Linked DNA regions of Homo sapiens: region 1 is linked to region 2. The links are chromatin loops, found by intact Hi-C in ENCODE. Cell type or tissue: mammary epithelial cell. All regions are shown on one strand. Links, peaks and the distances in the headings refer to the core of each region. The heading gives the core; the rest is flanking DNA.

Region 1 (16,123 bases), core at 4,852-12,851, 500 kb after region 2:
TTGTAGTAGTTGTGTTTTTAAATGTCAATGTTTATAGTACTCCAGAAATTATATTCTTTGCAACTATTCAATTTACAATGAAAATGTTAGATATCAACCTAAAAATGTGAGGGTTTTTAGGGCAGTAAAACTTCTGTATACTACAATGGTGGATACATGTCATTATACTTTTGTCTAAAGTCATAGAATGGGCTGGGCGGTGGTGGCTCACACCTGTAATCCCAGCTACTTGGAGGCTGAGACACAAGAATTGCTTGGACCCAGGAGGCAGAGGTTGCAGTGAGTGGAGATTGCGCCACTGCACTCCGGCCTAGGTGACAGAGTGAGACTCTGTCTCAAAAAAACAAGAACAAAACAAAACAAAACAAAACAAAAACAAAAACAAAAACAAAACAGCCAAGTGCGGTGGCTCACACCTATAAAAGTTACTCGAATTAGTTCTTTTATTTTTTCCTCCAGTGCGGTTATGTTATTCATTTGAAATACATTTTGTTTCATTTGTTTCTTTATATTACATCATAGGTTCCCCCCCTCATTCTTAGATTTTTACTTGTTTTTGTTTCAATTTATAAAATATATAAATTAGCATGGTTCTAAAACTCAACTGTACAAAAAAGTCCACTCAGCAAAGCTTCTCTCCTGTTTCCCATCCTCTGTACCTCACTTCCATTCCCATATTCTTTCTACCCCATCCGACCCAGTATGGGTCACCAGTGTCATTTCTTTCTCTCTCTCTCTTTTTTTTTTTTTTTTGAGATGGAGTCTCACTCTGTTACCCAGGCTAGAGTTCAGTGGCGTGATCTCGGCTCACTGCAATCTCTGCCTCCCAGGTTCCCTGCCTCAGCCTCCTGAGTAGCTGGGATTACAGGCACACACCACCATGCCCAGCTAATTTGTGTGTGTGTGTGTGTGTGTGTGTGTGTGTGTGTGTATTTTTAGTAGAGACGGGGTTTCACCATGTTGGCCAGGCTGGTCTCGAACTCCTGACTCAAGTGATCCACCCACCTTGGCCTCCCAAAGTGCTGAGATTACAGGCGTGAGCAACGGTGCCCAGCCCAGTCTCTTTGTCTCCCTCCCTCCCTCCCTTTCTTTTCTTTCTTTCTTTCTTTCTTTCTTTCTTTCTTTCTTTCTTTCTTTCTTTCTTTCTTTCTTTCTTTCTTTCTTTCTTTCTTTCTTTCTTTCTTCTTTTTCTTTCTGAGACAGAGTCTCACTCTGTCGCCCAGGCTGGAGTCCAGTGGTGCAATCTCGGCTCAACCACAACCTCCGCCACCTGGGTTCAAGTGATTCTCCTGCTTCAGCCTCCCAGGTAGCTGGGACTACAGGCATGCACCACCACACCCAGCTAATTTTTCTACTTTTAGTAGAGATGGGGTTTAACCATGTTGGCCAGGCTGGTCTCGAACTCCTGACCTCCTGAATCCTGATTCACCCGCCTTGGCCTCCTGACTCCTGATTCACCTGCCTTGGCCTCCCAAAGTGCTGGGATTACAGGTGTGAGCCACTGCACCTGGCCCAGGTCTCATTTATTTCCTGTCTATTTTGTTATTCTTGCACAAATGAGTAGGTATATGCATATTTTCTTTTTAAAAATATTTATTTATTTATTTAGAAGACTGTCTTGCTCTGTCATGCAGGCAGGAGTGTAGCAGCATGATCACAGTTCACTGCAACCTCAAGTTCTTGGGCTCAAGTAATCCTCCCACCTTAGTCTTCCAGGTAGCTGGTACCACAGGTGTGAGCCACCACGCCTGGCTAATTTTTTTATTGTTTGTGGAGACGGGGTTTGATGGTGTTGCCCAGGCTGGTCTCGAACTCCTGAACTCAAGCAATCCTCCAGCCTCAGTCTCCCAAAGTGCTGGGATTACAGGTATGAGCCACCTTGTCTGGCCCACATTTTCTTGTTTTCTCTTTCTCACACAAAAGGTAGCACATTATAGATACTCTTTTGCACTTTGCTTTTTTCATGTAACACTGTATATTGGTTGGCTGGCACAGTGGCTCATGCCTGTAATCCCAACAACTTGGGAGGCCAAGACTGGCATATCTCTTGAGGCCAGGAGTTTGAGACCAGCCTGGGCAACATGGTAAGACCCTGTCTCAAAAAAAAAAAAAAATTAAAGTGAGTAAGACCTAAAATCTGTTAGAAATATGAATAAAAGATGGCTGGACACAGTGGCTCACACCTGTAATCCCAGCACTTTGGGAGGCCGAGGTGGGCGGATCACAAGGTCAGGAGATCAAGACCATCTTGGCTAACATGGTGAAACCTGGTCTCTACTAAAAATACAAAAAATTAGCCAGGCGTGGTGGTGGGCACCTGTAGTCCCAGCTACTCAGGAGGCTGAGGCAGGAGAATGGCGTGAACCCAGGAGGCAGAGCTTGCAGTGAGCCGAGATCGTGCCACTGCACTCCAGCCTGGGTGACAGGACGAGACTCAGTCTCAGAAAAAAAAAAAAAAAAAGAAATATGAGTAAAATACATGAATAAATACATCACAAAAAAGATTTAAAAATAATCTTTTTTAAAAAAAATAATAATAAAGATCAGAAGAGAAATAAATAAAATTGAGACTAAAAAAGTGCAAAAGACCTACAAAACAAAAAGTTGTCTTTTTGAAAAGACAAACAAAATTAACAACCCTTTAGATAGACTAATTAAAAAAGAGAGTGACCCAAATAAATAAAATCAGAGATGAAAAGGGAGACATTACAACTGATACCACAGAAATTCAGAGTCATTAGAGACTATTATGAGCAACTATATGCCAGTAAATTGGAAAATCTAGAAGAAATTGATAAATTTTAGAAACATACAACCTACCGAGATTGAACCATGAAGAAATCCTAAACCTGAATAAACAAACTGACTAAAAAATTAGTTAGGCATGGTGGCACATACCTGTGGTCCTATCTACTCAGGAGGCTGAGGTGGGAGAGAGTGCCCAGGTGTTTGAGGCTGCAGTGAGCCATGATCACACCACTGCACTCCAGCCTGGGCAACAGAGTGAGACTCTGTCTCAAAAAGATCATTCATCATGATCAAGTGGAATTCATACCAGGGATGCAAGGATGGTTCAACATATGTAAAGCAACAAATATGATACACCATATCAACAGAATGAAGGACAAAAACCATAAGATCATTTCAATAGATATCAAAAAGCATTTAATAAAATTCAACATCCTTTTATGTTAAAAACTAAAAAAATCTGGGTATAGAAGGAACATACCTCAACACAATAAAAAATCATATATGACAAACCCATAGCCAGTATCATACTGAAAAGGGAAAAACAGAAAGACTTTCTTCAAAGATCTGGAACAAGACAAGGAAAACTACTGTCACCACTTTTATTCAGCATAGTACTAGAATATACCTATAATGTACCCACAAATTTTTTTTTAATTTCATTCTTTTTTTATTATACTTTATGTTCTGGGGTACATGTGCAGAACATGCAGGTTTGTTACATAGGTATACACGTGCCATGGTGGTTTGCTGCACTCACCAACCTGTCGTCTACATTAGAATCAATATCGTGAAAATGGCCATACTACCCAAAGTGATTTATAGATTCAATGCTATCCCCATCAAGCTACCATTGACTTTCTTCAGAGAATTAGAAAAAACTACTTTCAATTTCATATGGAACCAAAAAAGAGCCCGCATAGCCAAGACAATCCTAAGCAAAAAGAACAAAGCTGGAGGCATCACACTACCTGACTTCAAACTATACTACAAGGCTACAGTAACCAAAACAGCATGGTACTGGTACCAAAACAGCATGGTACTGGTACCAAAACAGAATGGTACTGGTACCAAAACAGATATATAGACCAATGGAACAGAACAGAGGCCTCAGAAATAACACCACACATCTACAATCATCTGATCAACCCGACAAAAACAAACAATGGGGAAAGGATTCCCTATTTAATCAATGGTGTTAAGAAAACTGGCTAGCCATATGCAGAAAACTGAAACTAGACCACTTCGTTACACCTTATACAAAAATTAACTCAAGATGGATTAAAGACTTAAATGTAAGACCTAAAACCATAAAAACCCTAGAAGAAAACCTAGGCAATACCATTCAGGATATAGATATGGGCAAAGACTTCATGACTAAAACACCAAAAGCAATGGCAACAAAAGCCAAAATTGACAAATGGGATCTAATTAAACTAAAGAGCTTCTGAACAGGAAAAGAAACAGGCAACCTACAGAATGGGAGAACTTTTTTGCAATCTATCCATCTGACAAAAATTTATTTAATTTAAAAATTAAAAAAATTTTTTTTTAAAAACCGTAGGCTGGGCACAGTGGCTCATGCCTGTAATCCCAGCACTTTGGGAGGCCAAGATGAGCGGATCACAAGGTCACGAGATCGAGACATTCCTGGCTAACACGGTGTAAACCTCGTCTCCACTAAAAATACAAAAAAATTAGCCAGGCGTGGTGGTGGGCGCCTGTAGTCCCAGCTGTTCTGGAGGCTGAGGCAGGAGAATGGTGTGAACCTGGGAGGCGGAGCTTGCAGTGAGTCGAGATCGCGCCACTGCACTCCAGCCTGGGCGACAGAGCGAGACTCCCTCTCAAAAAAAAAAAAGAAAAATAAATAATAAAAATAAAAAACAATGTAGTACTAGAAGTCTTAGCCAGAGCAATTAGACAAGAGAAAGAAGTAAAGGGCATCCAAATTTGAAGAAGTAAAATTATCCTTGTTTACAGACAATATAATCTTAGATTTAGAAGAACCTAAAGACCACCAAGGCCAGGTGCAGTGGCTCACACCTGTAATCCCAGCACTTTGTGAGGCCAAGGTGGGTGGATCACTTGAGGCCAGGAGTTTGGGACCAGCCTGGGCAACATGGTGAAACACTGTCTCTACAAAAAATAGAAATGTTAGCTGGGCATGGTGACACACGCCTGTAGTCCCAGCTACTCGGGAGGCTGAGGCAGGAGAATCACTGGAACCTGGGGGGCAGAGGTTGCAGTGAGCCAAGATTGGGCCACTGCACTCCAGCCTTGGCAACAGAGCAAGACTCTGTCTCAAAAAAACAAAACAAAACAAACAAACAAAAAACTCCACCAAAACCTCTCAGAACTGATAAACAAATTCAGTAAAGTTGCAGGATATAAAATCAGCATACAAACTTTGTCATTTCTATATGCCAACAGCTGAACAATATGAAAAAAAAACCCCAAGAAAGTAATCTCATTTATAATAGCTACAAACAAACAAACAAAAATAGATAGGAATGAACTTAACCAAAGGAGGGAAAGATCTCTCTACAATGAAAACTGTAAAACATTTATGAAATAAATTGAAAAGGATACCAAAAAATGGAAAGATATTCCATGTTCATGGATTGGAGAATCAATATTGGTAAAATGTTTATACTACCCAAAAAAATCTACGGATTAAATGCAATCCCTATCAAAATACCAATAATTTGGATAGAAGAATATTTGAGGGATTAAAAAAAAGATATAAAAGGCTGGGCATGGTGGCTCATGTCTGTAATCCCAGCACTTTGGGAGGCCAAGGCAGGTGGATCACCTGAGGTCGGGAGTTCAAGACCAGCTTGACCAACATGGAGAAACTTCGTTTCTACTAAAAATACAAAATTAGCCAGATGCAGTGGCGCATGCCTGTAATCCCAGCTACTCGGTAGGCTGAGGCAGGAGAATCACTTGAACCCAGGAAGTGGAGGTTGTGATAAGCTGAGATCACGCCATTGCACTCCAGCCTCGGCAATAAGAGCAAAACTCTGTCTCAGGAAAAAAAAAAAAAAAAAAAGATATAAATAGGCCGGGCATGGTGGCTCATGCCTGTAATCCCAGCACTTTGGGAGGCCGAGGCGGGCGGATCATGAGGTCAGGAGGTTGAGACCATCCTGGCTAACACAGTGAAACCCAGTCTCTACTAAAAATACAAAAAAATTAGCCAGGTATGGTAGCAGGCACCTGTAGTCCCAGTTACTTGGGAGGCTGAGGCAGGAGAATGGCGTGAACCTGGGAGGCAGAGCTTGCAGTGAGCCGAGATCACACCACTGCACTCCAGCCTGGGTGAGAGTGAGACTCCGTCTCAAAAAAAAAAAAAGATATAAATAAAAAAATAAAATGACATTTTTCACAAAACTAGAAAAAAATATTCTAAAATGTGTATGGAACCACAAAAGACATAGAACAGTAAAAGCCATCCTGAGCAAAAAGAACAAAGCTGGAAGCATCACATTACCTGACTTCAAATTATACTACAGAATTATGGTAACCAAAACAGCATGGTACTGGCAATAAAAACAGACACATTGCCCAGTGGAACAGAATAGAGAACCCAGAAATAAAATTAATGCATTTACAGTCAACTCATTTTTGACAAAGGTGCTAAAAACATACATTGGGGAGAGGATAGTATTGTCAATAAATGGTGCTGGGGAAAATGGATAGCCATAGTCAGAATGAAAGCAGACCCCTATCCCTCATCATACACAAAAATCAAATCAAAATGGATTAAAAACTTAAACCTAAGACCGGAAACTATGAAACCACTAAAAGAAAACATTGGAGAAACTCTCTAGGACACTGGTCTGGCAAAGATTTCTTGACTAAGACCACAAAAGCACAAGGCAACCAAAGAAAAATGGAAAAACAGGATCACATCAAGCTAAAAAGCTTCTGCACAGCAGAGGAAACAATTAACAAAGAAAAGAGACAACCCATGGAATGGGGGAAAATATTTGCAAACTACCCATCTGACAAGGGATTAATAATCGAATACATAAGGAGTTCAAGCAACTCAATAGGAAAAAAAAAACAAATAACCTGTGTTTAAAATGGGCAAAAGATTTGAATACACATTTCTCAAAAGAAGACATACTAATGGTCAACAGTCCTGCAGTCAGCCTGCAAAATCGTGGTATATGAAAAGTCACCCCTCCATATACATGGGTTTTGCATCTGGCGAATATTGTTTGATCAAAAAAAATCCACATCTAAGTGGACTCACGTAGTTCAGACTCAGGTTGTCCAAGGTTTAACTTGGACTGTTTCTTCTCTGTCTTCCATTTCAAGCACTTTCTCTCTGACTCTTTTTACTTCTGAAGAAAACAGTACACTAACTTGGTAAAGAGATAACTTCCAATGAAAAATATCTGAGCTACAACAGACGCAGAGAGAAATCTTATCTGAAACTTCCCTTATCTGACTAACTCAGAGCCTTAGGAGACATAGCTGCCACAAACCCTCCTCCAGAGGTCTCTGGTCACAGAAGCACTGACGTTGAACATCAAGACACTTTTTAAAAAATCGTATAAAGATGAGTGCGGTGGCTCACACCTGTAATCCCAGCACTTTGGGAGGCAGAGGCAGGTGGATCACTTGAAGCCAGGAGTTTGAGGCCAGCCTGGCCAACATGGTGAAATCCCGTCTCTACTAAAAATACAAAAATTAGCTGGATGTGGTGGCAAATGCCTGTAATTCCAGCTACTCGGGAGGCTGAGGCAGGAGAATCGCTTGAACCCAGGAGGCAGAGGTTGCAGTGGGCAGAGATCGCACCACTGCACTCCAGCTTGGGGGACAAGAGTGAAACTCCGTCTCAAAAAAATAAAAAATTGTATAAACAAGACTCATAAGAAGCTTCCATTCTTTGAAGTCCTAAAGCCCCGCTGGGGTAGTATATAGGTTGGTACATAAACTTTTACCCCCAGCTGTTCAGGGAGCTACTCTCTCTATAGGGTACGCCCACATGTGTATTTTCCCCCTGTTACTCTATTGCCATTTAATTCACAGGCCCCCAACCAGCTGGACTTAGGTTGGTAGAGGAGAAGTCTTTCTTCCCAACACTTTTCTCTTGATTTCATTTTCATCCTCTTGGTTTTTCCAAAGCAAACATGGACAAATAGGATCACATCAAGCAAAACTGTCTTTCTTCAATGCCCCTTATTACATTTCCACTTGAATTTATTCTCCTTTGAGTACCTTATAATGTAGGCTTTATTTCTGAAATCATTTTGTCTGTTCCTTCTTTCCTGAGTTCAGTGAACTCTTAATTTATTCCTTCAGAGCAGGGGGATGCCCATTTGCTTTTAATTTTTGAATTTTGGTTTCAAGATGGTTTTCCTTTTTTTGTTTTTTTGGGGTTTTTTTTGATAAATTTTTGAAGTACAAGTATAATTTTGTAACATGAATAGATTACATAGTGGTCAAGTCAGAGCTTTTAGGGGGTCTATCACTCAAGTCACATATATTGTACCCCTTGAGTAAAGGGTACCCAGCTACTCGAAAGGCTGAGGTGAGAGGATTGCTTGAGCCTAAGAGTTCAAGTCCAACCTGGGCAACATAATGAGACCCTGTCTCAAAGGAAAAAAAAAAAAAGCTAAAGAGTGATTTGTCATATCCTCAAATGTTTGCCTGAAGACGACAATTCATTGAGTTTGGTGTGTTGTGTTACAGCATTTTTCTTCTGCTTCATGGTAATTTTTCTTTTGGGGGGAAATGTAGAAATGTTCATCACTTGAACTATTTTGGTTCTCATTTTCTATTTTCTTATAGAAACGTTTAATCTGTTTTTGGCTATTTATTTTTTGGAATGAGAGTGGTCTCCAAGATTCTTAGTTGAATGGCGTCCCCTTCTGTCAGTGTAGTGAAGTACAAGTTTTTTTTGAGACGAAGTTTTGTTCTTGTTGCCCAGGCTAGATAGAGTGCAATGGCTCGATCTCGGCTCACCGCATCATCAGCCTCCCGGATTCAAGTGATTCTCCTGCCTCAGCCTCCCGAGTAGCTGGGATTACAGGCATGCACCACCACGCCCAGCTAATTTTGTATTTTAAGTAGAGATGGTGTTTCTCCATGTTGGTCAGGCTGGTCTCGAACCCCCGACCTCAGGTGATCCGCCCACCTCAGCATCCCAAAGTGCTGGGATTATAGGTGTGAGCCACTGCACCTGACCCAAAGAGCAAGTTTTTTTTTTTTTTTTTAATGCAGTAGTTCTTTTTAAATTTGGGGGAGGGAAGTGGGCAGAGAGAGAGAGAGAGAGAGAGAGAGAGAGTGTGTGTGTGTTGTTGTTGTTGTTGTTTTTTGGGTTTTTTTTTTTTTTGAGACAGAGTTTTTCTCTCTCACCCCCCAGGCTGGGGTGCAGTGATGCCATCCTAGCCCACTGCAGCCTCGAACTCCTAGGCTCAAGCAATGAATACAGCAGTTCTTAAAGTGTGATTCAAGAACCGTTAAGGTCCCCAAAATCTTTCAAGTAGCTGCAAAGTCAAAACTATTTTAAGAATATACTAATATGCTTTTGTCTTTCTGACCTTCATTCTCTTAACAAGTATGGAGCTTTCTTTTTCTTTTCTTGTTCTTCTTTTTTTTTTTTTTTTTTTTGAGATGGAGTCTCATGCAGTGGCACGATCTCGTCTCACTGCAACCTCCGCCTCCCAGGTTCAAGAGATTCTCCTACCTCAGCCTCCCAAGTAGCTGGGATTACAGGTGCGTGCCACCATGCCTGGCTAATTCTCATGTTTTTAGTAGAAACAGGGTCTCACCAGGTTGGCCAAGTTGGTCTCAAACTCCTGACCTCAAATGATCCACCTGCATCAGGCTCTCAAAGTGCTGGGATTACAGGTGTGAGCCACAGTGCCTGGCCCAGAGGTATGGACTTTTCTAGGAGCTACAGGACATGTGATATTGCATCAGACTGAATTTAGACATGCAGATATAAGACCAGCTGTCTTCTGTTTAGCCAGATATTAACAGATTTGTAAAAATGTAAAAAAAATGCCACTCTTCTCATGAAATTTTTTGTTTTGGAAAATATAGTTATTTTTCATTTAAAAATTAGTTATGTTAATATGGAATTGGTTTATTATTCTTTTTAAATTAATTCCTAAAATACTTTTTAAATTCTCAGTTTTAATATTGAATATAGTAAATGTTGATAGATATAACCTACAAATACAAAAGCTCTTTAGGGTACTCATTTTAAGAGTATAACAAAGTCCTGAAAACAAAAAAGTCTGACAACTGCTGCTTTAATGGATGGCTCTGTGTGTGTGTGTGCATGCGTGCGTGTGTGTGTGTGTGTGCGTGTGCATGTGTGTGTGTGTGGTGGGAATTGTATCTCCTGCAAGTTTTGGGTTCTGTTTTGTGTTACATGCCCTACATTTTCCTCTTTTGATTCTTTTTTTCTCCCCCTGGGTACTCACTGGTTATAGCACCTTTTGATTCTTTTCCCCTTCACCACCTAATCTTCAAAGTGTGCCTCTCCTTTCCTTTCTTGCATTCTATTTCCCCAGAAGCGCGACTTTTCTGAGGTTGTCTCCTTGAGGCTACGCTGCCCTTTTCAGTCCCTCCCCGTGGTCAGTGCTCTGATCTACAGGATTCGTTTTCGTGTTGTTTCTCTTAGGGCGGACTTTCTCTTTAACACAATGATTTCAGATCAATCTTTGGCCTGCTGTTACCTGCCCCCTCTTCTCTTCCACAGTTTTTCCAGGACTGCCCTTGCTCTCCACAAAGATTTGCAGTAGAACTGTGAAAGCCATCTCACTGGAATTTGGTGTTTATTTTTTCTACTTACAGGTAATTTAAAGTTTAGGAATTCTCTGTCATCCAGTTATGCTGAGAATTTAGTTTTTGTTATTATTTTTTTCTGTATCAAGAACCAGGAGTCAACAAATCTTTTCTTTTTTTTTTTTTTTTTTTTTTTTTTTTTTTGTAGAGACAAGATCTCACTGTGTTGCCCAGGCTGGTCTAGAACTCCTCAAGAGATCCTCCTGCCTGGGATTACAGGTGTGGCAGCACCTGGCCAGCAGATTTTTTCTTAAAAGGGCCATATAGTAAATAATTGAGGCTTCCAGGCCATACTGTCTCTCTCTCTTTTTTTTTTTTTTTTGAGACAGAGTCTCACTTTATCACCCAGGCAGTGGCATGGTCAGAGCTCACTGCAGCCTTGATCTCCCAGGCTCAAGGGATCCTCCCGCATCAGCTCCCCGAGTACGCCCGGCTAACTTTTTGCATTTTTAGTAGGGACAGGTTTTCACCATGTTGGCCAGGCTGGTCTCGAATTCTTAGACTCAAGTGATCCGCCCCCCTTGGCCTCCCAAAGTGCTGGTATTACAGGCATGAGTCACCGCACCCATCCCATACTGTCTATCACACTACTCAACCTGCCTTTGTAACATGAAGCACTCATACAATGCATGAACTAATTGATGTGTTGACAAAAACAGGTGCCTAGCCCACAGGATGTTATTTGCTGACCTTTGTTCTATATGGTTGCTTGGGATATGAAGCGATTCCGATTTGGACAGCCACTATTATCTTTGGCAACTCAGAAGTTCATAGTGATTTGTACGGGTTCTTTATGTTTGCAAAATAAAATACAACTCTCTTTGTGGCAGACACAGAGACGCACTGCCCAGATCCCCCTTCAAGGAAGAACTTGTTGCCCAGCTGCAGGGAGTGCATTAGGCAGACAGCCTCCAACTGTCAGCTATTTCAGGATCTGCCTCATCTGCAGAGAGCTGCTTCACCCAAGGTCATACGCTTCCCAGCAATCCGTAGCTGGTAGAAAGGCCCAGCTATTTTGGCCTAACTTAGAACACTTTGATGTACAGTGTTTGCTCCAGAGCTCCCTGCTGGGTTGGTTGAGGCTTTGTGGGGCCTGATTCTCAGTTCAAGTTCTTCCTCTGCCCAATCCTGCTTCCTTCTCCTTCCTTTCACAAGAGTTGATCCCTACTAAGCTTCTTGCACCTCAGATTCCATCTCAGCATCTGCATCTGGAGAATCCAATCTGTGACCCTCCTAGTAGTTACATGCATTGCAGATATTTTCTTCTATGACTTGTGTTTGGTTATGCTGCATTTTTCCCCCAACACAGTGTACCCCTGCCTTATTGCCCTTATTTTACCTTAGGTTATGCTCCCTCCTTCTTGAAGATTTAACACCTGGCTCACTGTGACTCTCTTCAGCACCATTCATGTGATAATTCCTGCTAATTTCAGTAGAGATATTCCTTCTAATGCTTTGGCCTGTCGGTTCCTTAGCATACCCTCCTCCTGTGGTCTTTTTATCCACTAAGTCAGCCACTCATCCCCATAGTCATACCCTAGATTTTGTTATGACAAATTATTGCAACCCTTCTTTGCTCCCAATTTCACACACCCCATTCTCCAATCAGCTCCTCCTATTTTCAGCTCACACCTAACGCTCTAGCTCCAGTGATCATTACCTACAGTGCATTCATCTTACCACTGTGCCCTCATCTATCTCACTCCTTCCTGTTGCAGACTAAATTGTGCCCCCCACCAAAGTTCAGACATTGAAACCCTAACCCCCAATGTGACTGCATTTGGAAATAGGGCATGTGAAGAGGTAATTAAAGCTAAATGAAGTTGTAAGAGTGGCCCTATCGCATAGGACTAGTGTCCCTATAAGAACACGAAGAAATCACCTTAGACAAGGCTGAGAAAGGGCTGCAGGGCAGTGGGAGTGCAGACTGAAAAGATGCAGACCACTGGGCTTCTACTTCTGTTTCCATTTCTGATCCGGCCTGCATCTGCCTCCTTCCTGAACAGGCCAGAGAATTCATCTAAATAGCCTAAGCAGGCTGGGTGCTGTGGCTCACCTGTAATCCCAACACTTTGGGAGGCCGAGGTGGGCAGATCACCTGAGGTCAGGAGTTCAAGGCTAGCCTAGCCAACATGACAAAACCCCATCTCTACTAAAAAAATACAAAAATTAGCCAGGCATAGTGGCGCCTATAGTTCCAGCTACTTGGGGGGCTGAGGTAGGAAGATCGCTAGAGCCTGGGAGGTTAAGGCTGCGGTGAGCTGTGATTGTGCCACTGCACTCCAGCCTGGGTGACAGAGCAAGACCCTGCCTCAAAAATAAATAAATAAATAAATAAATAAAAATAAGAGTGCTTGGCAGCTTGATCAAGCTATGCCAGGAACCCATCTCTCAAGCAGCAGCTCTTCTCCTGTGCCATTGTCAGCTTTGTCCTGTCTGAGTCCATGGGACTCTTCTGTTTGATGGTGGTCTTCCTCATCCTCTTCATCATGTGAAGCTCCATGGAGATCACCTACCCATACCTGCTTCTGTGACCTCATGCCATTCCTGGTGTTGGAATGTGCCAAGGTTTGCCATTAAACACACATTTCTCATTTCATAATTTCATATATATTATATATATGTGTGTGTGTGTGTGTTTATATATGCGTGTGTGTGTGTGTGTGTGTGTGTGTGTGTGTATATATATATATATATATATATATATATATATATATATATATATAAAATATATAGGAAGAGGCACCAGAGAGCTCTCTGCATAGTCACAGAGGAAAGGTCATGTGAGGACAGCCAGAAGGCAGATGTCACAAGCCTCACCAGCAACCTACCATACCCTGCTTGTACCTCCATCCTGGAAGTCCAGCTTCTAAAATTAGAAGAAAATAGTCGGGTGTGGTGGCTCGCACCTATAATCCCAGCACTTTGGGAGGCTGATGTGGGAGGATCATTTGAGGTCAAGAGTTTGAAACCAGCCTAGGCAACATAGGGAGACCCTGTCTTTAAAAAAAATTTTTTTTTGTTTTAATTAGCTGGGTGTGATGGTGCACACCTGTAGTCCTAGCTACTTGGGAGGCTGAGGTAGGAGGATCCCCTGAGCCCAGGGAAGTGGAGGCTGCAGTGAGCCATGATCACACCACTGCAATACAGCCTGGGTGACAGAGCAAGACCTTATCTCAAAATAAACAAACAAACAAAAAAGATGACAAAATAAATGTCTGTCGTTTAAGTCACCCATTCTGTGATATCTTGTTACGGCAGCCTGAACTGACCAATACACTTCCTCACCCAGTTTAAATTCCATGCTCAATCATAATCAGCCATTGCAATTACCCTCAACTGTATTATCAACCCTCAATTTGTATTAGTTGCTTGGCAAAACCCAAACCCTTGTGAAATCCAGTTCTTCTATATCTACATCGATGCTGCCGAATATGGCTGAAGAAAAGCAACTGTGTTGACTGGACTGCTTTAAATTCATGACCACTTACCTCAAGTGGGCACTTAACTTCCTGGCAATTATTCTACATTTTTCTAGTCCATTAACTCTCCTCCTCTCTGAGTTAATTATTTCACAGCTTTTCCTCCCTCTTTATACATGTTCCATCCTAACTCTCTGCTGATGACCTTGTTTCTTATTTCACTAATGGAGGCCACCAGGAGAGAACTCCCACAGCCATCAAATTCACCAAGCCAACAGCATCCTTACACAAATCCTCTGCCTTCTCTCTGGGCTGGCTGTGCCCTCTCTTTGCTCCTGCAATTTCCCTAACTCTCCTATACTGTTGTTATTCACTCTCCAGTGGATAATCACCATCAGGATGCAAAGATGCTGTACTAGCTTCTGAACTCTCCAAAAACCCAGGAAACAAAAAGGCAAAGGCTAAGCTTTTTCTTATTCCCCCTTCCAGCTATTGTACTGTTTCTCTGCTTTTAATTTATTTTTATTTATTTATTTATTTATTTATTTATTTATTTATTTTTGAGATGGAGCTTCACTCTTGTTGCCCAGGCTGGAGCGCAATGGCGCGATCTCAGCTCACCGCAACCTCTACTTCCCGAATTCAAGTGATTGTCCTGCCTCAGCCTCCCGAGTAGCCGGGATTACAGGCATGCGCCACCACGCCTGGCTAATTTTGTACTTTTAGTAGAGACGGGGTTTCTCCATGTTGCTCAGCCTGGTCACAAACTCCCGATCTCAGGTGATCTGCCTGCCTCGGCCTCCCAAAGTGCTGGGATTACAGGCGTGAGCCACCACGCCCCACCGTCTCTGTTCTCTTTTAAAGCACAATCCCTCAACACAAGTGTCTATACTCAGCGTCTCCACTTTCCCTCCATCTGGTCTTCCCAGTGCCCCCTTGTCAGGTTTTCACCCCATGCTCCTCCAGGGCTAGTCTGCTCTTGCTTCCCGTCTTACTGGAAGACCAGCAGCATTTGACAGAGTTGGTCACTCTCTCCTCCTTGGACACCTTTTCTTCACTTGGTTTCCAGAACAGCATTATCTCCTGCTTATTGTCTTCCTCAGTCTACCTCAGTGAAAAGCTTTACTGGTTCCTCCACATCTCCCAGACCTCCAGTAATAACAGGAATGTACCATGCCATTGCTCTCTCTCTCTCCTTTTTTTTTTTTTTTTTTTTTTTTTGTTGAGACAGAGTCTCAATTTTATCACCCAGACTGAAGCACAATGGCATGATCATAGCTCATTGCAGTCTCGAACTCGTGGGCTCAAGCAATCCTCCCACCTCAGCCTCCTGAATAGCTGGGACTACAAGCAACACCACCATGCCCAGCTAACTTTCTATTTTTTATTTTTATTTTTTGTAGAGATGAGGTTTTACTATGTTGCCTAGGCTAGTCTTGAACTCCTGGGCCCAAATGATCCTCCCACCTTGGTCTCCCAAAGTGCTGGGATTATAGGCGTGAGCCACCGTGTCCAACTTCTCTTTCTTAATGGAATTTAGGCAAAAGTTATTACTCATGGCCTTGGAATGCTCTTTCCTCAGATAGCCACATGGCTCACCATTACTTCCTTCCAGCTTTCTTCAAAGATCCACTTCTCAGTGAAGCTTTGTCCTGACCACCCAGCTGAAAATTGCAATCCTCTTCTGTCTACCATGTACATACTCTCTATTTGCTTTCCTTCCTTTATTTCTCTCTGTAGGTGTGACCTAACATAACATATAATTTACTTCTGTACCTTGTTTGCTTTCTGTCTTCCCCTTTAGAACATAAGCTCCATGAGGGAAGGCGTTTTTGCCTGCTTTAGTCACTTTATCTCCAGCAACTACAACTATATGTATATATACACACACATATATATACACACACATATATATACACACACATATATATATACATATATATATATAGTAGGCACTCAATAAACATTCACTGAATGAATGAACAGTAATGCTCACTTGCCCATAAATACAAGTACCTCATCTTTTACCACAAAGGGTATTTGTAAATATTTAGGTTGTTTCTACCCAGATTATGGCTTGGTAATTCTTTTTTTTTTTTTCTAATTTTTATTTTTTTTCTAGGGACAGGGTCTCACTATGT
Region 2 (16,123 bases), core at 2,586-10,585:
GCGGTATGTGTGTGTGGGGTGGAGTCGGGAGTCAGTGAAGGAGGAGGGACATCAAGTTGGGGAAGGCAGGCTAGAGATGCAGGCAGTTCTGGGAGGGATGCAGTGGACAGAGGGTAGTGGTGGAGGTAGCTCCGACTGATGTCTCTCCACTACCTTCCCAGCATGACCTCTGGGACAGAGGACCATGCCAATAAACTCCTCTCCATCCGCAGTCTCTAGATACTCCCTTTACTCTCTCTACTCACTTTCCCCGGAACCTGGAGATGCTGCCACTCAGTTGCTGTCCTCTCCACTGCAGGCTGTTTATTCTCCCAACTCCATGCTCCTCAGGCCAGGCAGTGGACTCAGTGTCTTCCAGCTCATTGCTTCTCCACCCTCTGGACTCTTTGAGGTCAAGTACCATGCTACAGCCCACCTTGTCAGTTACCTACCATTCTCTACACTCACCCAGGACTTTCACACTTGCCTCTCTCCCCGAAGCCCATCACTGTCCTGACCTCCTCAGCTCCTATTATTTTTTTTCCTGTTCTTGACTTCCTCCTGGAGATCCTTGTCATCAACCTAAGTAGAACCCGTGACGGAACTCCCTCTCCCCCAAGCCCTCTCAAAGACTTGTATCCATTTAACTTGCTCCTCCCTCTTCCCTTCTCCCAACTCCCAAGCCACCACGCACTCATGGATGCTAGCCTGGGTCCCTTGTGCACCTTCAACACCATCTTGCCAACACACTCAACTTCTTACTTCCTTTGCCTTCTCCACAACCCAACTATTCTCCTTTTTGTCTCAGACACTCAGGCGGCTAAGCACAGCTGGGGAAAATCACAAAACCATGCAGATATGTGCCAATAAAAATTCACAGTTTCCAATCTCAGCACCACTAAACAATCCTTTTGCATGCTCTTGGTCAGCTCCGTCTCCTCTTTCCCACAGAGACAATTCAATAATATTTTACTATCTTGAGCCGCCTCGCCATCTCCTGTCCCCCTCTCTCTGCTAGGTGGCCTTGCTTCCTCCTTCACTCTGAAATTTAGTCCTTAGGCATGAATTTCCTCAGCTTGTGGATCTACTCTCACCTCCCTGTTCCCTCCAGTTTCAGTGGAACAGGCATCCTCCTACTTTAGCCTAATCACTTCTCCTGGGCTTTGATACCAATCCTGCCTATGTTCCCTGGGAAAACTGTCAAGTTCTCCCTCTCTACTGCATCTTCTCCTTCCCTTCCTCATGCTTTCCTCCATCAGCATATCAACTCCCACGTCTTTCCCATATTACAGCAACATCAGCATCAACAACCCAGCTCTCTCTTCCATATGGCACCCTTTTACTAATGGCCTTTTCTTCTCCTTCTCTTCTCACCTAAGATGCTCCAAAGACTCTTGCTTGCTGCCCATACTTTTTTACCTCCTAACCACTTCTTAACTCATCGCAACCTGAGTTTCATCCCCACCATTCTATGGTAACTACTCTCAGTGAGGTCCTTGGTGATCATCCACAATAGATACTCCAGTTATATTTATTTATTAGCCCAATAAATATTTGTTGAGTGCCTTCCATGTGCTAGGCAATATACCGGGGTCTAGGGATACAATGAGATCCATGTCCTTATGGAGCTAACAGTCTAGTGAGAGAACAGATGCAATAACATACTTGTACAATTGTAAAATTGCAATTGTACCAAAAAGAGGTCAACAGTGCTGTGGGAGCCTGTAATATAGATATTTGCCTTGTTCAGAGAAACCTAGAGACACAAGCTGAGGTGTGATAGATAAGTACTTGTTGAAGAGATGAGGAAGAAGGGAAGTGGTAACACTAATCAAATGCTTACTCTGTGGCAAGCACTGTACTTTTTTTTTTTTTGAGACAGAGTCTTGCTCTTGTTGCCCAGGCTGGAGTGCAATGGCGCTATCTCAGCTCACTGCAACCTCTGCCTCCCGGGTTCAAGTGATTCTCCTGCCTCAGCCTCCCGAGTAGCTGGGACTGCAGGTGTGTGCCACCACATCTGTCTAATTTTTGTATTTTTAATAGAGACGGAGTTTCATCGTGTTGGCCAGGCTGGTCTCCAACTCCTGACCTCAGGTGATCCATCCACCTCGGCCTCCCAAAGTGCTGGGATTACAGGAGTGAGCCACTGTGCCCGGCCAGCACTGTACTATTTAATCCCTATTTTATAAGTAAGGAAACAGAGGCGTAGAGAAGTTCTTAGTTTGCCCATGGTTACGAGGTAAGTGGCTGTGTGGGACTTATGTAATACCACAGCCCCATGCATGCTCTTAGTCACGCTATTCTGCTGCCTCTGATGTTAGCTATTGCCCTTGTCATCATTCACTTCTCCCTCTCTCCACACTCTATGTGTGATCTCTGAAACTCTGGTTTCATTCCCTCAGCCTGTACCTCCAATCTGAGCCACGTACAACACTGCGTAGAAGATGCTCTGCTTGGATGTCCCATAGGCTCTTTAAGCTCAACATGTCTGAGATGGGACTTACCTTCCTCTAGACCTGCCCTCCTCCTGCTTTTGGTTTCAGTGAATGGTACCACTATCCAGAGACCTCCCTAAATTGACAATCTTAATTTTTACTCTTTACTCCAGTCCCTACATCCAGTAAGTCAACATCTTCCCTGTTTTTACCTCCTAAGTACTGGTCAGAATCATCTTCTTTTCTTCATTGCCCTAGTTTAGGCATCTTCATATTCAGTCCCTACTCTTAGGTCTCCTCATGTATCTCTCTCCCCTCTAATCTATTCCATCCCTACAGTTACAAGGATCTTCCTAAAACACAAATCAGATCCTATCATTCAGCTGCTTAAGATCCTTCCCTGGTTCCTAAAGCCACAGCATACATTCTGAACTCTTTATCATACATGCCCCTCTCCAGCCTCCTATCCCATCTTGCAATAGTGTGTGCTCTGGCTGGACAAAATGTAGCTCTTCATCTGGTATTCTCACTGCCAATAATGCTCATGACCATGCCATCATCTCCCCATGGGCAACTTTTAACTGTGATTTATTCCTTTTTTATTTTGAGACTGGGTCTCACTCTTTTGCCCAGGCTGGAGTCAGTAGCACAATCACAGCTCACTGCAATTTCCACTGCTGGGCTCAGTGATACTCTCACCTCAGCCTCCTGGGTAGCTACAGGCACACACCACCATGCCCAGCTAACTTTTTGTAGAGATAGGGTTGTGTCATGTTGCCCAGGCTGGTCTTGAACTCTTGAGCTCAAGCAGTCCGTCCACCTCGGCCTCCCAAAGTGCTGGGATTACAGATGTGAGCCACCGCGCCTGACCCTATTTATTCTTGAAGACCACACTCAGACAATGCTTCCTCTTTGAAGCCTTCCCTAATAATTAACTACTCTCTTTTTCATGCTATGTTCCACATATGTCTATATGTCGATTATTGCATACATCATATAATATTGCAATTATTTATTTATCTGTCTTGTCTGGGAGATTCTGAGCTCTTTGTTTTATTTATTTATTTAATTTTTTTACTGCTCCTTGTGGAGCAGGGCTACCCCGTAGGCAGTGTGCCCAGAGTAGCTGATGCTGAGCTTCTTGAGGGCAGAGAGATTCTCTGATTCATCCTGGAACACTCAAGACCCTAGGCATACAGTCTGGCATAGGGTGGGTATTAGTAACTGTTAAATGATTCAGGGACTAAGTGAATGGGAGTGAAAGGCCTGCAGGAGAATGTCTGGAAAAAAAGAGAGATGGGGTGGGGGAAGTGTGAGGGTGAGAGAGGTGGGGATAGGGGAAGGAAGGCAATTGAGGCAATGCCGAAACCTTCTTTTGCTTAAATGAAGCCTTGCTTCATGGTCAGTGAGAGTCAGAGGCCCTAAGGGTGTCAAAGGGTAGAAGCTCTCGAAATACAGAAGCTCCAGAACTGCTCTCCTTACCAAAATATCAAGTGGTCATAGACCTGGTGGGAAATGGGTGACCAGTGACCATGTGAACATAACCAGACAGCAAAATCCCATGCCTAGAAACACTGACAGACATGCACACCAGGACATATGGCCAGTCACGTGCTCCTAGAGGGTCCCCAGCAGCTCCCCTATCCCAGAGCCCTCGGCAGGCCTCTCTGTGGGCCCAAGCCCCACCCGGAACCCCTGGGCTGCACGCTTTCTCTCTCTCACTCAGCAATTTCCCTACCCAAGAAAGCTCTAAGGGTTTCAATTACCGGCGTGTGGGATTTAGTGCCCTGGGCTTCTCTGACTGGAGGAGATTTATTTGAAGGTTTAGTGTCGTGGAGAATTCACGTCTTCACTCCCAGGAGCCCAGCTTCCGTCCTGAGCCCCTAAATCAGGAACCAAGATGGGCTATTGTCACTTACCGCATTAGCCTCGTTAGCGGACCAGGAGGGGTGATTAATAGCAATACACACACAGCCATCTTGCTCGCTTGCAGCTCCTGCTGCTGCTCATGACCTGGGGAGGGGTGGGGAGGAGCTGAACCTGCTCCAGAATAACTGAGGACTCTGGGCTTAGCCCCCTCCCTGTTTCCCCCTCCCCATCACCAGGCAGGAAAGTCCACATGACCATTCAAGATCTGGGGACAGTTCAAAGATTAGCAAGCCTAGCCAGAGAGAGCACATCTGGAGGCCTGACTCTTGGAGGGGGCGGGCAGGGGGCATGAGGGGGCTGGTTTCAGGATATGTCCCAAAGTGTACACCTGTGTTCGAGAGAGAACGAGAGAGAGAGAGAGAGAGAGGTGGGTGGGGTGGGGTGTGAGGAGACAGTGGGGGGTTGTATGTGAAGGAGGTAGACGGGTGTATGTTTATTTCATTTCCCAAACTGTCTTTGAGACTGGAGATAGCGCACTGAGGAAGACAGACAAGGGCGCCGGGAAGAGGAGGCGTGTACATGAGAGAAAGAGGTCCATGTAAGAGTGAGAAAGACCAAGAAGTGTGCAAGGAGAAATAAAAAAGTGTGGCTGAGAGAGGGGTGAATATGTGCATGTGAGAGGCTTCTATGAGACAGAGAGGTGCGTGTGTGCCGGAGCCATCTGGGAGACATTCGTGAGAAACGGTGTGTGTGCAAGAGTGGGTGTGTGAGGGGAGATGAGAGAAAGGGGTGCATAACAGACATGTTGTGTATGAAAAGAACGTGAGAGGTGTGGATGGGAGGGAGGGGCACAGCGTGAGAGAGGGAGGTGAGGGAGGTTCGTGTGTGTGTGTGTGTGTGTGTGTGTGTGTGTGTGTGTGTGTGCATGAGAGAGAGAGAGAGAAGGGCGTGTATGTATGTTGAGACAGAGAAGGATGTACGTTTTCTGTCTTGTTTTCCTTTGTCTCTTCAAATTCTCCCCTCCTTGCCCCTTTTCCCCCCAAAGTTTTTGGAGCCATGCTAACCTGGGTTTGAATTTCACTTCTGGCTACTTCATTCATTTATTTATCCATTCATTCACCAAATTATTACGGAGCATCTGCTAGCTTTTACCTTCCTGTGCCTCCTTTGTCTTACCTATAAAAAGAAGATAATAATTATACTTGCCTAACAGGGTGATTAGGATACCTTGGTGGTATAACTTACATAAAATGTCTCGAAAGAGCACAGAATTTGGAGCTGGATGCACTCTATAGCACAGCATCTGGCATGTGGGTCAGGAAATGGTAGCTACAGAGCTGCAGCTCCTCTGCCAATCCCTTTCTCTCTTCTTTTTCCATGTCCCTTATCCTCCTCCCTTCCTCTCTCCCACTCGCTTGTTCTCTCTCAATCACAGCTGAGCCATAGTATTAATTATTAGAACCAATTGACTGTTTAGACTCTGATGTTTTAACTAATCACCACTAATGGCAAACACTGGTGGGCAATCACATTCATTTAGTTCTTGGGCAAACTCCTCATAGTTGAGAGCGGACTAGAGGGAAGGGATCCAGCAATAACTGGCATTTGGGAATGATGGGAGGGGAGGCTCACTGCTGCCTAGAAAGAGGCCCTTCTCTCCTCCCTGGGCCAGCCAGGTCCCTTGGGATGGGTCAGCTGAGCCTTGCCTTGGAAGTGGGTCGGCTTCCTTCCCTATCGTTTTTCCTTTATTTATTTTTTTTGTGACTGAGGGAAGTGGTAACACTAATCAAATGCTTACTCTGTGCAAAGCACTGTACTATTTTTTTTTTTTTGGAGACAGAATCTTGCTCTTGTCCCCCAGGTTGGAGTGCAATGGCACGAGGGCTCACTGCCACCTCCGCCTCTCGAGTTCAAGTGATTCTCCTGCCTCAGCCTCCCGAGTAGCTGGGATTACAGGTACCTGCCACCACACCCAGCTAATTATTGTATTTTTAGTAGAGACAGGGTTTCACCATATTGGCCAGGCTGGTCTCTGACTCCTGACCTCAGGTGATCCACCTGCCTCAGCCTCCCAAAGTGCTGGGATTACAGGCATGAGCCACCGCACCCAGCCCCTTCTCTGTCTTTTTACTTCTCTGCCCTTTGGCCTCAGTCTCCCCTTTTGACTTAGAATTCTTTCATGGGAGTCTCCAGAAACCACTACAGTGGAAATATCCCAGAAATATCCTACCTGCTCCCCTTCCTTGAGTTGCTTTTTAGTTGTTGTCCTTCCTAAAAGTCCATTTCCAGAAGAGTCATTTAGACATAGGTTCAAAAATCTTTGCTCATCGGCCAGGCATGGCGGCGCACGCCCGTAATCCCAGCACTTTGGGAGGCTGAGATGGGCGGATCATGAGGTCAGGAGATCGAGACCATCCTGGCTAACACGGCAAAACCCCGTCTCTACTAAAAATACAAAAAAATTAGCCGGGCGTGGTGGCGGGCGCCTGTAGTCCCAGCTACTCGGGAGGCTGAGGTGGGAGGATGGCGTGAACCCGGGAGGTGGAGCTTGCAGTGAGCTGAGATTGCGCCACTGCACTCCAGCCTGGGCGACAGAGCGAGACTCCATCTCAAAAAATAAAAAATAAATAAAAATAAAATAATAAAATAAAAAGTAAAATAAAAATCTCTGTTCCTCACAGGGCATCTGCTTGATGCTGGTTGGAATGGAAAGCTGTACCCTGTCCATTCTGGCTGAGGGTTTCAGTGAAGAGAGCAGACAAACACGTGCTCAGTATTGCTGAGTCTGGAGAGAATGCCAGGGCTGGGGATGTGATCTGAGCATCATGTCCCTGAGAAAACACCTGCTTACTGATCCTGTCTTCTTCACACTGAGGCCCCAGAGCCCCAGCCTGCACACAACCCTGCTGTGCACTGAGCCCTGGCCCATCCTGTACCTGCTCCCCTAGTCTGTCCCGGGGAGCCAGATTCCCAGAACTCAGGAATGCCAGCTTCAGGGTGCAGGACTGGCTGGGCCAGATGGACCACAGGGCCCGGGCGTCCTGGAGGGGGTGGCCTAGGTGTCCGTGGCCAGTAGGTGTCGCTGTGGCTCCAGCACTGGGAGGGGGTGTTAGGCAGGGGCCCCGGAGCCGGCCGAGGTGTTGGGTGCCCTTTGGCCTCCCACCCCTACCTCGGGCCTTCCTTCACTCAGAGCCTTCACCAGGCTTCTCACACTTTCTTTAAGTGTCCATGGAACACTTGGAGGTTAATCTAAAACGCAGATTCTGATTCAGCAGCTCTAGAGTGGATCCTAGATTTTGCATTTCTACCAAGCTCCTAGGTGAGACCAGTGCTGCGGGTCTGTGGATGCTCTTTGAGTGGCAAGGTCCTAACTAAACGGCTCCATAGTGGGGAGGCACTGGCTCTGCTGTCTTCCAAAGCCAATCTTCACCCTCACTCCTATGTCTTTAAATAAAGCCCCGAATCAGAGGCCAAGGGTAGAGCCCCCTCTTTTTTTGGAGATGGGCTTAGCTAGACCAGCATGAGTTGGGCAGTTTCTAGAGAAGCTCTGAACCTAAACCTAACTCCAGTACTTTGAACCAACCCAGCCCTACCTCCTAGCCCAAGTCCTAAACTTCAATCCAATCCAATCCAAATTCCCCAAATTAACCCCAGTTCCCAATGGGCTATTGATTGCTTCAGTCCTGTCCCAAGACCGAATGCCCCCTTAGCCTCTCTGATAACCTTCCTGGTCCTCTGCCATACCTTCTTCTGGATACCAGCCTGAGCCAGGGCGGTGGGGCAATAGGGTCTGGGGACACATGCCTGGATCAGGCTCTTACAGAACTCAGCAAGGGAGCTCAGGCATTGCTCCAGACAAAGGAAAAGAGCAATTTGGCAGTCTAGTTGAGAACAGGCTCTCCCTGCTCTCCCAGACTCTCCCTGCAAGGCCATTTCTGTTGGGGAAAGTTCTGTCTCTGCCTTACCCCGTACGGCTCTGCTCTGCCCGATGGGCTCCACTTCCTGGGACGTGGGGAAGGCTGGGAGGAAGCATGTCCATTAGCCCAGTCCCAAGTGCAGGTGAAGGGGGTAGGATGGAGGGAGTGAAAGGAGGAGGAGGGAATGAAGTAACAAGGAGGGAGGGGGGGAGGCAAAGCGCCCTCCAGGGCTTTTCTTTTCAAATCAAAGTTTCTCTTGGGGGCCTTTCACTTTTCTTTTTCTGTCCACTGCCTGGCCCTTCTGGGTAGTGCAGAAGCGGATTCCTGCAGGGGTGGTAGGTTGTTATTCAAGCTGGACTATAAGAGTTTATCCCTTTTTTTTTTTTCTTTTGAGATGGGGTCTCACTCTGTCACCCAGGCTGGAGTACAGTGGTGCCATCTCAGCTCACTGCAACCTCCGCCTCCCAGGCTCAAGCGATTCTCCTGCCTCAGCCTCCCAAGTAGCTGGGATTACAGGTGCCCACCACCATGCCCGGCTAATTTTTGTATTTTTAGTAGAGTCAGGGTTTCACCATGTTGGCCAGGCTGGTCTTGAACTCCTGACCTCAAATGATCCACCCACGCCTTGGCCTCCCAAAGTGCTGGGATTATAGGCGTGAGCCACCATGCCCGGCCAAGAGTTTATCCCTTTTAAGTCTCATATTTTGTGATTTTTAAGAGTGCAATTATTTTATTTTATATCATTTAAAAATTTTTTTGAGACAGGGTCTCACTCTGTCACCCAGGCTGGTGCAGTGGCGATCCTAGCTCACTGAACCCTCGAACTCTTGAGCTCAGATGATCATCTTACCTCAGCCTCCTGAGGAGCTGGGATACAGGCCTGTGCCACCATGCCCAGGTAGTTTTTATTTTTTGTAGAAACAGGCTCTCACTATGTTGCCCAGGCTGGTCTTCAACTCTTGGGCTCAAGCGATCCTCTTGCCTTGGCCTCCCAAAATGCTGGGATTACAGACATGAGGCACCACCCTGGCCTGTTATTATTATTGATATCTTGTGATATTTAGCACTTTAGATATGAAAAATTTCTTTAGATAGGGAAAGGTAAAAGTTGCCTGAGGTCATGTTGGTCGAAAGCTTAAAAATGAAACTTTGGGCTCCTAATAGTCCGATGCTGTGTTCTGACTCCTACACTGAAAACATCTGGTCAAAGAAATCCTTATCAGGACTGTGATAGGACAGTGGGTCTCATCTCTTGCTGCCCTCTGCGGGTCTAGGGCATGGGATGGAACAGGGAAAAGGGCTTTGCCAAACAAACTGGTGGGTCCCTGTGGGCTGGCTCAGGCTTGGGCCTGTGTTGGGAGAGAAGATTGGGTATGGTCTGCTCCTGGATCTGTTCTGTGTCTGCCTGCTGGGCTTCTGTGACCAAAAGAGAGAGCTGTAGAGACACCATGGCAGCTCTGGGCCCATCCCCCCCATCAAAAACTCCTTCCTCTCTCCTCAAGCTTATATCCTCATTTCTCTCCACATGGCATCCCCCTCTACTCCCACTCCCTGCGTCCTATCCTGGTGGCTCCATTGTAGGCAGAATGCGAGGGCCAGGGCTGGGCTGTCATAGGGAACAGGAGTTAGGCAAAGAGCTGGGAGGGCAGAACATGAGCTTTGGCCTCGGGGAGACCTGGTCTTGAAAGCACCTGGAAGCATGGCTAGCCATGTGTCTTTGGGCAACTGCTGTAACCCATCCGAGTCTTCTTTTCCCCACCTAGAGACTGAGGATGATAATACTCACCCCCACCTTGCTTTAACAAATGAATGAGAGGAGCGTGTACCACCTGAAGCACAGGGACTTGCAGAGTGGCTCTCAGCATGCCTTCCTGCCCCAAGCGGGGAATCACAGAGCAGGTATGGGCCTGGGAGTGCAGAGGGCGGGGGCTGCCAACCTGGGAGCCCACAGGCTCTCGAGTTCCTCCTCCCAGGAAGGCCTGGCCCTTCCCCAGGCACAGTGGTCAGTGGCCAACAGGACAACACAGGGCTGTGTCATGAGGAAGGCAGCTGCGTAGGGGGCTGGGCTGGATGTTGTGTGCAATAAGGGCCTGAGACAGAGGGGCAGCTGGGAGGCCTGGCCAGGCACAGCCTGTTACCAGCTGCGCAATGGGCCTCTCTGCCCTGCCACCACCAGCTCCCCCTAGCTGAAAAGTGCCAGTCCCAGGCTCCCTTGCTCTCCTAGCTCTTGGTTCTAAGCACAGAGTGGTGCTGCGGGAAGGAATTCGGGGAAGTATACCACGACTGAGGCTGGGTTGGCTTGAGGCAGAGCCTTCCCTCGCCCTCTCTCTCTCTGTCTGTTGGTCTGTTTCTCCCTTCCTTCTTCTCTCATTCCTTTCATTTTTATCATGTCCTTTTCCAAACTTAGTCCTGGAACACCCTCAAAGATTGTGGGCCAGTCCTCTGGGGGTGTGGAGTAAGGAGTGAGGCCCAGGCTCAGAAGCTCACAGGATGGGGGACGGCTTGAGCACCTAAGATACCACTGTGAGGATGAAGTGAGGAGTAAGGAGGAGGAGGAGGAGGTCAGGGCTCGGAGGTGGAGAGGGCTTCCTGGAGGAGAGAAGTCTGGAGTGTCAGATGGCAAGAGAAGGAAGAGTGGAGTGAAAATTAAGACAAAGGCCCAGAGGCAGCCCAGCAGGACTAGTATGGCTGGAGGAGGAGGAGGACAGAGGAGTGAGAGGGTCCAGGCTCTAAAGGTGAGTGGGGCCTCCCATGGGCCTTCTTTCTGCGGGCATTTCAGAGCCGGGAGGACTTATAGACCATGTTGTTGCCCCCTCAATATTTAGACAGGAAATTGTGGCTTGTGACTAGAATATTCCTTTGCAGAAGTTCACGCTCTGGCCATGCCTCTAACCACACCCTAATAAGCCAGGGACTGGCCCAGCACAAGGCAGTTGGATCCTTAGACATGGCGGACGTAGCTGGAATTACTGACCTCACTTAGTAAGAATAAAACCAAGACTCAGAGAAGTCAAGCAAGATACCTAAGTCCCACTGCAAGTGCATAATGGCTCTGGGACTTGAAAGGACTTAGATTCCTTAGCAAGGCCTGCAAGGGCATTGCGCATGGACGATAGGTGACCTGCCAGCCTCCTCTCTTGCTGCCTCTCACCTTGCACACCATTGTCTTGGTCCCACTGAATTCTTTTGGTTTCTCAAATGGGTCTTTAAACATGTTGTTCCTGGCTGGGTGCAGTGGCTCATGCCTGTAATCCCAGCATTTTGGGAGGCGGAGGTGGACAGATCATCTGAGGTCAGGAGTTCGAGACCTGCCTGGCCAACATGGTGAAACCTTGTCTCTACCAAAAATATAAAAATGGCGTGGTGGGTGCCTGTAATCCCAGTTACTCGGGAGGCTGAGGCAGGAGAATCGCTTGAACCTAGGAGGCGGAGGTTGCAGTGAGCTGAGATCATGCCACTGCACTCCAGCCTGGGTGATAAGAGCGAAACTCCATCTCAAAGAAAAACCAAACAGCAAAAAACAAAACAAAACAAAAACCATGCTGTTCCCTCTGCCTGGAAAACTATCTTCCAGGGCTCAGCTTCAAGGTTAACTCTTCTAGGAGGCAGTACTATCAGAAGCATCTGGCTAGATTGTGTGTCCTCTAGCCCCCAAGACTTCCCTAATTGTGATTACACTTTTACTTGTCTATTTCTTTAACAGGGCCTGGCACAGTGAGTGACATCAAATGAATGAATTAGTGGAAGGTGAATGAATCCTCCCTGGCCCCCCCGCTTCCTATTCATCATCTCTGGTATCAGCGGCATCCACTCCCCATGGCCTCCTGAGTAATAGCACTGGGCATGGAGCTGGACTGAAAGAACAGAGCCTGCCAGGGGCAAACATTCTGGGGAGCGGGGAACCGGACACAGCAGAGAATCACCCAAGTTTAGTTCAATGCAAGACCTAGCCTAAAGCAGGATGTATTCAGGGCCCTACATATAAAGCCACTGTTGAGCCATGAGAGCTCTGAGGAAGCATGGGGCTCCTGCAGGCTGGGAAAGTACCACTGAGAGGAAGCCCCGTGAAGGATGGAGAATACTGAGATCATGGAGAGCACAGGACCACAAGCTTGGGAGCAGGGGGACACAGTAGTAGCAAAGTTGGATGGAGGAAGGATTTCAGCCCCTCCCCGGACTTTCCTTGCCCAGCAGGGCTTGGGCTGCCCAGCTCACCAAAGGGCCTCATATGAGTGATTGCCTGGAAGGCTGGTCCTTCTAACATGCTGAGTGGATGAGCTGGGATGTCCTAAACCACACCTGTGAATCCTGGTACCAGCCTGCTCCTTGGCTCAGGGATCATCACAGAAAACGCATGCTCTGAAGACCATACCTGGGCCAGCATCCGCACTGCCACAGAACCACACACATCAGCCCCACTGTGCCCTGTCCATCCCCATATCTGGCTTTGCCTTGGGCCCATGACCTTCACCCATTTTTCCTGTAGCGTTTTGCATCTTAATTTGCACCAGGGTCCAGAGCCTGCTCACCTCCCGTGCAGCCTTAACTTAAACCAGCTGATTGTGTGCACCCCTTCTCCCTGCCTCATACCCCCAGACCACGAGCACCTTGAGTCAAGGAATCATCATATTCTTTGTAGTCCCAGCTTAGGTGTTGTTTATAAACATATATTAAATTAACTATTGGTAGAGACAGAAATATAAGACACAAGGGATGAGGATTTTGCCTCCTTAAGCCAGTTTTTCCATGTAAAATGGAGACAGTAATTCCTATGACCTGGGAATCCTGTGAAACCTAAGTGAGGTCAAGACTGTTATGACTCCACCTTTAGGAGGTGGATATTCCTTTTTTTTTTTTTTTTTGAGATGCAGTCTCGCTCTGTCACCCAGGCTGGAGTGCAGTGGCATGATCTCAGCTCACTGCAAGCTCCTCCTCCTGGGTTCACGCCATTCTCCCGCCTCAGCCTCCCGAGTAGCTGGGACTACAGGCGCCCGTCACCACGCTTGGCTAATTTTTCGTATTTTTAGTAGAGACGGGGTTTCACCATGTTAGCCAGGATGGTCTCGATCTCCTGACCTCATGATCCGCCCACCTCGGCCTCCCAAAGTGCTGGGATTACAGGCGTGAGCCACCACGCCCGGCCAGGAGGTGGATATTCTTGTTATACCTATTTCACAGATAAGAACACTGGGGCTCAGGGAAACATGGTGACTTGCCGAAGGTCACACAGCTGGGAAATGGAGGGTTGGGATTCAAATGAATGCTTCTGGCACTGTCTCACTGTATAGCTTCCTGGGGAAAGTGAAGTTTGGTGGGAGGTGTAAGTCATGTCTAGAAGACAGATATGGCTTTTCATCTGACCAGTGGGTTTAAAGTTCAACCTGCAGCACACAGCTGAGCAGGCAAGTCAGAAAGGAGAAATAGTGGGAAGGGGCATGCCCTGGAGCCAGGGGGCCCCTCAGAGAGAAGACACAGCCTTGTCCTGGGAAGCCTGATAAATTCTAGGAGAGGAGGCAGGCCTCAGGCACATGACAGGCAGGGTGAGGGTTGGTGGAGAAGTACTTCATGGCAGGAGAGGCCTGAGATGGCAGAGTCTGAAGGTGGGAGAGCCACTAGAAACTGATGGCAGGAAGAAGTCCACCCCAGCCTCGGTAGTCATGACCTGAACCCCAGGTAGGGTTGGGGTTTGGTCACCTGCCACCCTCCTCACACCTGTGCTGGGGCCCTGCTCATAGCCAGCCCTAAGCTCCAGCCACCTCTGCCCCCTGGCCCAGCAGTCGGCCCAGCTGGCTCACCTTCTCAATCAATACTGTGCTCTTAATGGGCCCAGCTACCAGCACCAACCAGGGGCATTAAATGTTAATTATATCTATTTGGATTTGAAAAATTTTATTACTCGAGTTAATTATGGTTGGAGTCATAAAAAGGTTTCAGAGTGAAAGGACTGCCTTATTGGGGCCACTTTCCCCAAGACAGATTGGAAAGGCAAAGAAGAAATAAAATCATCTGGCTTAGAGGGCGGCTACTCCACATCCACCAGGCTGAGCGTGCTGGGCTAAGGACTCTGAAGCCTCCAAGGGAAAGGCCTGAAGAGCAGCTCGCCTACTGGCCGTGCTGGTGCCCGGGATGCAGGACAGGCCTGTCTTGGCAGGGCAGGTCTGCCGCTTGGCAGCCCCAGCAGGAGAGATGCGGTCAAGTAGAGAAGGGCTCCCTGCCAGCGAGCCTCCATGGGAGCTGCCGTCCTGCTGAGAACAGCCCGGCTCCCAGAGATCAGGATTGCAGGATATGCCCAGGGCTCCTCTTCAAGTGGTCCAAATACTGGGACCTTCTCTTGCCCAGCTCTACCCAGCCCTGCCTGATTGCTTCCTGCCAGCGCCGCTTATGATTCATGGGCCTGACCTTGGGCTATAAGGTGTTCACTCTAGCGGGTACAGAGGCAGGATTTATGGCCTCGGGGTCAGCTGTAGGCAATGACACAGGCAATAGCTGACTCACAAGGGTGCCCCATCCCCAGCCCACACATAACTCTCCCTTGCACACACAGGTACACACACACATCTGGACATAGCCGCAAATGCACATTCATGCCAGGAGCTATCTCACGCACGCATCTGGTAATGGGAGTTCATTTGTGGAGCAAGCACTGTGTCTAAGGTGCTTTACAAGCATTTGTCTAATCCTTAACACTGCCCCTGTAAGGCCGGTCCAAGCCAGAGCTACTCATTTTACAGAAGAGGAAACAAAGGCTCAAGCAGGTTAAGTTATCGGAACACATGTGCCCTAGAAGAGAACCAGCCCTACAGAGAACCCTGATGCCTGTCTGTTGGCCAGGGAAACTAATACCACCAGAGAGCTAGACTACAGCAGCCTGCGGGGCAAGAGAGACCATTCCACCCCCTCCCTCTTCCCTGTCAAAGGAGCCGAGGCCAGCACAGAGGGGGCGGGAATGTTCCCCATCTCTTTCCACCCCCTCCTTGCCACAAGGTGATGAAGAGAAGGGGAAAAATGCCTTAAAGAAGATACAACAGTGGCCGGGCGTGGTGGCTCATGCCTGTAATCCCAGCAATTTGGGAGGCTGAGGTGGGCAGATCACCTGAGGTCAGGAGTTTGAGACCAGCCTGGCCAACATGGTGAAACCTGTCTTCACTAAAAATATAAAAATTAGCCAGGCGTGGTGGCGGGTGCCTGTAATCCCAGCTAGTAGGGAGGCTGAGGCAGGAGAATGACTTGAACCTGGGAGGCAGAGGTTGCCGTGAGCCGAGATTGTGCCACTGCACTCTAGCTTGGGTGACAGAACAAGACTCCGTCTCAAAAAAAAAAAAAAAAAAAAGGAAGAAGAAGAGAAGAAGATACAATAGTGGAATTTCAAACTGCACCAACTTTAAAAAAAACAGAAGGAACTGGGAATTAGGGGGAATTTGCCCATGTTGTTAAGGGATCAACTGCCCATCCAAGGGCAGTTGAGGTGTCTCCGGTAGAGACTGGAGGGGGACAATATTTCATATATAAACTTTTAATTATCATTGTTATGATGCGGTTACTGAGAACCCCATGTAAAAGGAGTTAGCCACTTCTCTCTTCAGCTTAATATCCATTGCCTCCACTTGATTTTCCATCTTCCCTCAATTTTCAGAACTTTTGTCTTTTCTCCAAAACCAGTGCCTACTGTCCCTTAGAGCCACTTCTCTCCATCCTCAGCAGGGACCTTGCCCTTGCGATATTCCTCTCGCTCTTGCATTTTTGCCACGAGAGCGGTCCTTTCTCCTCTGTCTTCTACGTTGTGTGTAACTGTCTCCTAAAAGGGCCAACCCTTCCCTGGACCTTGCCGCTTCCTCTATCTCCTTCCTTTCTTCTGTCTTCTAGTCTGCCTCCTGGAACAAGGACCTGTGCCTGTCGCCTCATTTCCTTCCCCACCGTCTGGGA

What was found. Peaks named below come from ENCODE experiments on the same cell type or tissue, not always from the same donor. Only the 100,000 strongest peaks of a DNase experiment are listed, where the experiment ranks them.
Region 1: it touches region 2 in a loop (26-fold over the local background); 7 of 110 quality-filtered maps call a loop at or near these places.

Annotation. Positions count from the first base shown.
Region 1 is chr1:44,084,888-44,101,010 of GRCh38, reverse strand. It overlaps a transcript of KLF17 not described here. Among named protein-coding and RNA genes, the nearest start is that of KLF17, 26 kb to the left of the region's middle. RefSeq lists enhancers at 7,005-7,329, 10,860-11,578 and a silencer at 11,060-11,354. In mammary epithelial cell, for the core only: a CTCF peak has its summit at 8,631 (motif pointing left); no DNase peak of the experiment used is centred there; H3K27me3 peaks cover 120 bases.
Region 2 is chr1:44,586,553-44,602,675 of GRCh38, reverse strand. The region is part of intron 2 of RNF220 (ring finger protein 220); the gene reads right to left. Among named protein-coding and RNA genes, the nearest start is that of MIR5584, 49 kb to the right of the region's middle. RefSeq lists a silencer at 7,262-7,433. In mammary epithelial cell, for the core only: a CTCF peak has its summit at 7,359 (motif pointing right); no DNase peak of the experiment used is centred there; H3K27me3 peaks cover 760 bases.